2 separate regions of the Homo sapiens genome follow, and region 2 is linked to region 1. Evidence: chromatin contacts called from ENCODE Hi-C data. All regions are on one chromosome and are shown on one strand. The core of a region is the stretch at or near the end of the contact, and the rest is flanking DNA. Distances in the headings are between cores, read along the strand shown. Region 1 has its middle 13 kb from the start of FYB2. Region 2 has its middle 4.5 kb from the start of TACSTD2.

Evidence for each region. A loop is a pair of places that touch in the nucleus more often than their neighbours do. Pooled maps may share reads with other maps.
Region 2: a pooled map shows a loop between it and region 1 (7-fold over the local background). The contact joins two enhancer-like sites. A Hi-C loop is called at or near these places in 2 of 50 pooled maps.

Annotation. Positions count from the first base shown.
Region 1 is chr1:56,829,955-56,834,766 of GRCh38, reverse strand. No RefSeq gene overlaps it. Among named protein-coding and RNA genes, the nearest start is that of FYB2, 13 kb to the right of the region's middle. Within about 2 kb of position 2,271, at least 4 of the 41 ENCODE cell types and tissues checked have a DNase peak (open chromatin) inside an H3K27ac peak, as active enhancers do.
Region 2 is chr1:58,570,363-58,575,174 of GRCh38, reverse strand. No RefSeq gene overlaps it. Among named protein-coding and RNA genes, the nearest start is that of TACSTD2, 4.5 kb to the left of the region's middle. RefSeq lists enhancers at 1,006-1,095, 1,246-1,445. Within about 2 kb of position 2,319, at least 9 of the 41 ENCODE cell types and tissues checked have a DNase peak (open chromatin) inside an H3K27ac peak, as active enhancers do.

The sequences.
Region 1 (4,812 bases), core at 1,022-3,521:
GCATGAGGTCTTAGGCTAATGCTCACAAACAGGGATCAGGCCTGGAGGAATGGGTGGGTAGAAATGAGTGGTTCAAGACCAGTTCTGTGAATGGGGAGCAGGTGCTGGGCTCACAGTGCCGCCTGATGGCAAACCTTGTGGCAAATGGGCTTTTTCTCTAGGGGCGTCAGCTTTTTCTTGTTTCTGGAGCACTGAGCTGACCCCCAGAGTCCTGGTAATCTTCAGAATGCCTGCAACTCACCTTCTTCCAAGCTCTACACGTTGCACCTCCAAGTTCCCTAGACACTAGCTATCTTAGTCCATTCGGGCTATGATAACCCAGAATACTCATAGACTTGGTGGCTTAAACAACAAGCATTTTATTTCTCACATTGCTAGAGGCTGGGAAGTCCAAGATCAAGGCCCCAGCAGATTCAGTGTCTAGTGAAAACCCACATCCTTGTTCACAGACACCAGCTTCTCACTGTAACCTCACATGGTGGAAGCAGTGAGGTAGCTCTCCATGGCCCCCTTTTTTTTATATATTATACTTTAAGTTCTAGAGTACATGTGCAAAATGTGCAGGTTTGTTACATATGTATCCATGTGCCAGTTGGTGTGCTGCACCCATCAACTTGTCATTTACATTAGGTATATCTCCTAATGCTATCCCTTCCCCCTCCCCCCACCCTACGACAGGCCCCAGTGTGTGGTGTTCCCCTTCCTGTGTCCAAGTGTTCTCATTGTTCAATTCCCACCTATGAGTGAGAACATGTGGTGTTTGGTTTTTTGTCCCTGCGATAGTTTGCTGAGAATGATGGTTTCTAGCTTCATCCATGTCCCTACAAAGGACATGAACTCATCCTTTTTTATGGCTGCATAGTATTCCATGGTGTAAATGTGCCACATTTTCTTAATCCAGTCTATCATTGATGGACATTTGGATTGGTTCCAAGTCTTTGCTATTGTGAATAGTGCCATGGCCCCTTTTATAATAGCACTAATCCCATTTGTAAGGGCTCCACTCTCATAACCTTAGCACCATCCAAAGGCCCCGCCTCCAAATATCATCACATCGGGGGTTAGGATTCAACTTATGAATCTGGGGGGCACACAAACATTCAGTCGTTTGCCCCAGCAGAGGCTCTGAGCTTTATCAGCTCTTATTGTTCTGCTTGTCACACAGTCAGGAAAAGGTCTCCAAGTAGTCACAGCAGCTGATGGGAGCCTTGGTTTACAGGTTCACATTCCCACTGCCTGCTGCTTTGTTCCCTGTGCTTGAGAAAAAGGCCTTCTCAGCTCAGTGAAGGGCCTCAGTTCTCTGGAGAACACATAGCCCTGGAAACATGCTTTTTCTTTAGAGCTAAGGGATTCGGTAAGCCTGCCTCCACACCCGAGCGGGTCCACCTTCACCCACTCCTCATCCCTACAATGGCTTCAAAGCAAAACCTCATTCATCCAGGCCCACAGACTCAGAATATGTGACAATGTAGAATCCAGCAACTCTGTTCAAATGTATTTGTTGCCATCTGTAGGGAAACAAGAGACCTTATCAAAGTAGAAAGCTAACATTTATTGAGCTAGGTACTCATGTATACTGTCTCATTCCAGGTTTGTGTTCATTCTGGGAGATAGGTATTGTATTATAGAAACCGAAGATGGAGGAGGTTCAGTTATTTGCCCAAAGTCTCAGTTTTACTGACTCACAGAGGCAAGGTTCAGGCTCTGTTTTTCTGGAGTCAAGGAACCATGCTTGTCCCATCACACGACACTGCTGCTTGGCAAGAGAGTGATGCTCATACAATTGATTGGAAAGAATAGGAGGGCTCTTTGAAAACAACAATTTTGTTTATTAGAAGAGGATCTCTTCTGGCTGGAAGTAGTGATTCATACCTGTAATCCCAGCACTTTGGGAGGTTGAGGCAGGAGGACACATTTTCTTGAGCCCAGGAGTTTGAGGCCAGCCTGGGCAACATAGCGAAACACACACACACACACACACACACACACACACACACACACACACACACACATTCTCTCTCTCTCTCTCTCTCTCTGTGTGTATATATATATGTCTGTGTGTATGTATATATATATACATACATATATGAGAATATCTTCTGAGCTTCATTATTATATTGTATGCCTACAGAGTTAGAAATAATAAAACTATATTTCCTAAAACAATTTGCTATTGCTCACTATTCAGTTGTTTGGACAAGAGTACTCTGACTCACTTCCCTTGTGCTGTGGAAAGAATGAGAGTTATACACAGTGTTACTGCACACGCATCACACACATACCTTCCAGTCGCCTTCCCCAGCCCATCAAATTCCACAGCCTTCAGGGCAAATATCTCATGCCCACTAGGGCCAGAATTCACATCCTCTGATTTGGGTTTTAAAGACAAAGATTTACACAGGGTAACAATCTTTTTTTTTTTTTTTTTTTTTTTTTTTTGCTGTGGTTGTCTCCAATTTCCCATTGTCTGAATCATAGCCATGGAATAAAGTGCATCTTTTTCTAACATAGAATATATTACTCCTGAAATAGTAGGAAATGTTGATAATTGCCTTTTATTGGACTTACAAATAATTTATAAGTTGGTCCGGTTAAAAAAAAAAAGTATCATAGTCTTTTATTTCTTTCGTTTCTTCCTCCAGGCTAGAAGCAACCTCTAAAAATAGCTACCTGTGCAGGGATGGGCCTAGCGCTCCCCCTGGTGGTCATAGTGCAGGATTGCGGCTTCCGTAAATGGACCTGAAGCGGCAGACCCTGCATTTGAATTAATTCTTTCTCCCCTAAGTACACAGAGAAATGTGATTTGTTCTTCCCAGTCATGCCTGCATTACAGAGCACTTCTGCTTATAAAGTCCATCTGCTTTGAGGGTAAGTAAATGATCAATTCCTCATATACATTATTATGTGGTGAACATTTTTCTCAAGTAACAACAGCCTCTGTGGTTCTATCAAATGTCAGGGGGGCTGGGGGTTTCTTCTTCCCTTAAGAAGATACTGAGGGAAGAAATATCAGCTGACCTTTGCATAAGCAGTGTAACTACGTATGGAGGGGATTAGCTAAATACGACTGTGTATGGGGGGTGGAGGCGGAGGAGAAAAAGGAAGAGAAGCAAGAGAAACAGACGCGGAAGGAGTCGGTAGAACGAGACGGTTAGCTTAGAATCCCGGCCCCACTTACAAGCTGCACCAGGAGGGATCCTGGGATGGCCCTCCACAGGGGTGACAGGGAGATGCTCGCCCTCTTCCTCTGGGCACGAAGAAGACTGTTCCCCAGCCTCCCTTGCAGTTGGCCACGCTACTAGATTCTGGACAGTAGGACGTGGGCAAAAGTGATGCCACACTTCCAGGCCTTACCTCTGAAGCTTCCCTGAAGATTTTTCACACACTCTGTCTCTAAATCCACACCAACGGAAACAAAATATTCCAAAACGTCAGGATCACACAAGGGAGGTGAACCAAATCCATGAATCATCATCTAAAGGACACCCACCCAGGAAAGCCACCTAATTCTCATTAGATTGTGATGTGAGCAGGAAATACTCATATATATGGTAAAGTGCTGAGATATGATGACTGTTTGTTAGAGCAGCCAGGTTCAACTACCCTGACTATTAAAGGAAGTCACTGAATCCCCCTGGGCCACCATTTCCTCATCTAAAGATAGGGTAAATATATAAAGAATCAACAAAACAATGTATGTGAAAACATTTGGCATCTATCAGGGCTGAATAAATGCTGATTTAAAAGCTATCGTGAGGCCGGGCGCGGTGGCTCACGCCTGTAATCTCAGCACTTTGGGAGGCCGAGGCGGGCGGATCACGAGGTCAGGAGATCGAGACCATCCTAGCTAACATGGTGAAACCCCGTCTGTACTAAAAATAGAAAAAATTAGCCGGGCGTGGTGGCGGGCGCCTGTAGTCCCAGCTACTCGGGAGGCTGAGGCAGGAGAATGGCATGAACCTGGGAGGCGGAGCTTGCAGTGAGCCGAGATGGCGCCACTGCACTCCAGCCTGGACGACAGAGCAAGACTCCGTCTCAAAAAAAAAAAAAAAAAAAGCCATTGTGCTTCACACAAGCAATATTTTCATGCTGGAAGAGCATTTTTGTGGCTATTACCCAGGTTTTTATTTGTAAGAAAAAGAAGATCCAACTCCAATGGGCGAACTGAAAGGGGATTTTATTGGCTTCCAGAGCTGGAAACTTCAAGCCTAGATGAAGCCTTAGACCTGGTTTAATCCATTCAGCAACTCAAGGACCACTCTTTATTCTGCTTGGTAAAGCTTCATTCTTAACCTGACTCCCCTGATGGTCAAAGATGGCTGTCAGCAGCTCCTGCTACTACATGTTCCTAGTGAGCTTTAAGGGCAAGAGGAAACCCCATCCCAATATTTCGAGAAAAAAAATCCCCTGATTGGACTGGCTTAGATCATATGCTTACAAGTGAACCCATCCCTTTGTTGAGATGGAGAATATGTGCTGATGAACTGCCAATCAGTTCCCACATTTGGGGCTGGTGGGAATCTGATTGGTGGAGGCAGGGGGGGAGGGACGGAGGGGGAGGAACCAGCTTTTCCTTAACTCACAGAGGGATTTAAGTGGGAGTGGGGGAAGTATGAAAGCACACATTTTTTTTTTTAATAATGTTTTAAAGCCGAGGGAAAGGGGAGCAGGGATAAGTGTATTCTAGCGAGTCTACCAAAAATGGGTGCCACAATTGGTATGTTTTTTTTCCCTTGACGTAAGAAAGAAGTTGTAGGGGTAGATGGTTAATATTATTTTGTGATCACTCAGAATGGTCATTTAACCTTTCAG
Region 2 (4,812 bases), core at 1,070-3,569, 1.7 Mb before region 1:
CTAGCTGCTTTTATGAAAAAGAGTGCCAGTCTTTGGTCATCTCTAAACAAGGCTTATCACCAATGGAGACAGAAAACTCTAGTTCAAGAGCTGTACCTCCTTTGAATCCCAGCCCTACTTTGAAATAAGTGGTACTATTTCCATTTAGCCTTTGAGCAAATCACTTAATCTCAAAGCGTTGTGGCTCTAAGATTAAACGACTTTCCCACATAATTAGAGCCAGTCTGCAGTGGGCCCTACACTTTTGCTGGGTGTGCACAGGCTGTTTTCCTAAGACTTTTACTTATTACATATATTTTTTGAGATGGAGTCTTGCTCTGTTGTCCAGGCTGCAGGGCAGTGGAGTGAGCTCAGCTCACTGCAACCTCCACCTCCTGGGTTCAAGCGATTCTCCTACCTCAGCCTCCTGAGTAACTGGGATTACAGGTGCCCACCACTATGCCCAACTAATTTTTGCATTTTTAGTAGAGATGGAGTTTCACCATGTTGGCCAGGCTGGTCTTGAACTCCTGCCCTCAGGTGATCCACCTGCGTCGGCCTCCCAAAGTGCTGGTATCATAGGTGTGAGCCACTGCACCCAGGGATTTTTACTATTAATGTGCTTTAAAGATATGTTTTACCTATTAGCTGTAAAAACTAGCCACTTGTCCCTCTTACACTTATCTCTTACTTTTCAGTCATTCACGTTCATTTATGTGTGTGACTGTGGGGTACCCCACAAGTAAACAAGTTACTACAGTAACTGAGAAACTGATACAACACTAGGTGTGTACAAAGGAAGGGAGTGGTTGGTATATCACATATTCAGCAACAGCTAAGCTAGATCCAGGACTGCAGTTTCTTCCCCTGGAATCCATTTCATGCCCCTCCTCCCATCCTGTTTCTACAGTCTATGAGGACCTCCCAAGACTGAAACACCAGTAAGAATTGGGGAGAGATAGCTCTCAGCTACTGGCTTCTCAACTTAGGGCTGTGGCTGCTATGCGCTGGTGGAGTGGATACTGTGGGATTGCCAGAGATCTCAAAGTCTGCTGCCACTCATCAAGGGAGAAACTCCTCCAGGCTCCAAACTTCCTTCCAGGGTCAAATAAGACTTACCAAGGGGAGAGGGTGGATGTGAGCAGGCTCTCCTACAGTAGGAAGGGTGGCCCAAGTACCTGAAGTTAGAACTGGCTCTCTAACAATGAGAGTGAGACTCCCCACTCTAGGTCTCACTGGGTGCTTTCCACTTCTGAGTCACTGAAGTGCTTTGACGGAAGTGACCTTGGTGATCACCTGTGACCTAACCCCGCATTTCACACATGAAAAGAGCAAGTGAATTCTCAAGATTAATGTTTCTGTAGCACAGCTGGAACCAGAAAGCCTCATTGTTTCAAGAGTCACTTTTAAAAACTCACTTGTCTGCCTGGAAAATAAAGGATCCAGTGGGCAACTGAACAAAGCAGACTCCCTGAAAAAGCCCCTTACTCCATCAGAATGTTGCTTCTGGATGATATTTAGGTTTCTGCATTAATTCAGGACTGTGACTTCTTGCACTTTATAGCATTTATAATTTGCAAAGCGTTTTCACACATATAATCTTCTTTGAGCCATTGACTTACTGGAAGTAACCCAAATGTTGACAAACCTGAGGTCAAATCTTATTCCTTTGGGTCAGGAAGTCACTTACCTCCCCTGTTTCCTCATTAGTTAAATGAAACTATAAATCCCTCTCTCGCTATTATGAATATTAAATGAAGTAATTGATATGAGCGTCTGAAACAATCTGGTGCTTAGTGAAAGTTTCATGTACTTTAAATTGTTTAGATTACATCCATGTCACATGTCAGCAAACTGAGATTTGAAAGACATTGAGTAAATTCATGAACACACACCCTGCATATACCAAATATGGGGCTTGGGACTTTTGCCTTGTGTAGCTAAGATTTTTACTGTTAATGTGCTTTAAAGATGTGTTTTACCTATTAGCTGTAAAAACTAGCCACATGTCTCCATTATACTTATTTCCTCCTGTTCCTGCTGGGTAGCCAGCAGGTTAAGATGCCTTTTTTTACTCACTTCTTCCAAGGAAGAGCCCCCTCATGCTTCTGTTCTGAAAATCAGCTTTCCTCTGCTGGGGTCGGGTCTTAAGAACCAGCTATCTTCAGGGATTGAGCAGCTGCCTCCAAGATTCCACCCACCTCCCCACCAAAAACAAACAAACAAACAAACAAAAAAATACCTTACAGTTCACTGGTTCACTGCCGAGAGCTCAGACCTGGGGCTGCCCTTGGAAGGAATGTGAGGAGCAGGTGTGGCTTGCCCAGCAAGTTGCAGCCTGCCTTCTGAGCCTCCTGAGGACACTTGACTGATTTCCTTGTGTAGGTCACCAGGGCTTTATCCATTCTGTTTCTTTTATTGAAGCATTTTTTTAAAGATCACCCATTCCTCCCTCTGCTTACAAATTTTTTGCTTACCATTTTCCAAGTGGAATCACAGAATGTTATGTCAGAGCTGGAAAAAGCTTAGAGAGTCATTTAGTTCAACATTCTGATTCTATAGATGAAGACACTGAAGCTCATAGAGGAGAATGGATTTACCCAAGTCAGACAGAGAGGGGCAGAGCCACCCTAGAGCTCTAACACCCTGACTCTATCCTGTCTGGTGTTCCACTTGCCTCCCTGGTTAGTCTCCTGATGATGTATTTAGTAAATAGTCACTCTTGTTAGAACTAGAGGAAGGTCCCCCAAGTTCTTGGGGGAAAAATACTAGTAATGAGTGAGTTCTTTCTAATGTAATGTGAACAGAACTTCCACTCCACTTTCTGAAGGAGATATCTCTCCATAGACTTCTGCTATTAGAGGAGGCTAGAACAACCTTGGAAGCCTCCTGTTTATATAAAACAAAGGACCCTTTGAGACCTGAGTAGATTTCCTTTACAATTACTAGCAGGTCGTGGTGGACATCTTCCAGCTGTAATTTCCCTCCTGGAACCATTCCCTGTCATTGCTAAATATCATTAGAGGTTTCATTATAGCCTTTTATAGTGAGCTCAAAGAAGGAATTGTTGGGAGGGATGGGGATGGATGGGGGGCTGGGCCCATTCACTATTAGGGAATTATACTGTAAACAGGGGGGTTGTGTCCCCTGGCACTGCAGCAAGCCATATGTCATCAATTTCAGTGGAAATTCTTAGGTTCATGATGTACAAGGAGGCCAAATTGATCTGGGTAAGAAGGGAAAGATAAATGATCCACAGTGATAGCCTGAACATGTTAACCAGCAGTTTATCAGCAGGCAGCTCAGCTTACCAAGGCATCTTGTCTCCTTGCAAGGAAAGGGATCTTGACTAGATAAGCATTAACTCCTTGGAATCCTTGTGCCCAGCTTTCTCCCATGCTGGATGTAGCTGATCTCTTAGGTGGCCTCAGCACTCTCCACTCCCTTGTTATCTGATACTGTTGGAGGAAATGTCCTGGCCACCCAAATATTTTTATGTGAAGCACATTGTCATATGCAATTGAAGCAACATAATACAGAAGGTGGGAAAAGGTACTAAACTATGCCAGCAGATGAGTCTTCAAGTCCTTGTTCTTGCTTTCCAGCTGTATTATCTTGAATATGGCAGTTCACCTCCCTGAACCTCACATTTGCATTATAAAATGGGTCTAGTAATATCCACTCACTCTAGCTCATAGAGCTCCTGGCTCCTCATCTGACCTCAGTGGGACTGGGGTGATCTCGACTAAGCAGCCAGTTTGACCAGTGTTGGCTCTAGCTGGAGTGCAAAGGCCCCAGTGATTGTGAGCAGTTACCCTGAAGCAGGCACAAGTTGGACAGTCTGTGTCCTCAGAGATGCCTAGCGTTGGTCATTTATTTGTTCCCTCAAATATTTTTTGTCTTATTTGATGCCAGATATCATACTAGTTTGGGGAACATATGAATTGAACAGATACGGTTTCTCTGCTGCTCTTTTTTTTCTTACTTGGCATCCCCACAATGTTTTCAATGGGGGAAACACCCACATTGTGTGAACCTTGATGGGAGGCCTGATGGTCCTGTTCCCTGGCAGGTGGGATATGGGCATGTGACATGGCTCAGCCAATTGAACTCTCCTGCCTGGGCAGAGACCTAGAGGATATGAAGCCATAGATCAGGACAATTGAGAAATTTTCTCAGAACAGTACTGGCTTTGTCAAGAGCACAGCTGTTCCATGGGTGCCAGTGTCCAGTGGCAGCAGCGTTGGTAGAATATCCCAATCGGATTGCCCCACAGCTTGACATTGGCCACATCCCCTGCTGCCTAGGCAACCTTAGGTCCTGTTCATTTTCTGGGTCTGATTCACCAGCCTTCCCACTGATTCTGTGAACTTAATCCAAATCCTCCAATAAATTCCTTTTATGCTTAAGTTTAGCCAGAATCCTTTTCTGTTGCTTACAGCCAAGAATCCTGACTGGTAGAGTCTCTGCCTTTAATGAACATAAAGACTACAGCATAGAGAGTCATTAACAACACAATCATGTAACTAAGGTGCAATTTAAAAATGAGATACGTGCTCTAAAGAAAAAAAAGCAAATATGAATGTTCTGACCTAGTCTTGGGGGAAGTCGGACCCTTAAGGAATTGATGCTTGATTTGAGATGTAAGGCATGAGCAGATGTTATTTATGCATGAAGAGAAGCATTTCAGTAAGGAAGAACAGCATGTGCAAAGGTCCTGAAGCAGCAGGAAGTGTGGATTATCTGAGGACCTGAGAGTAGACAAGAATGGGTGGATTGTGGGTAGCAAGAAGACTGGTGCTGCCTGTGACTGAGGAAGTGGGCTGGGAACAG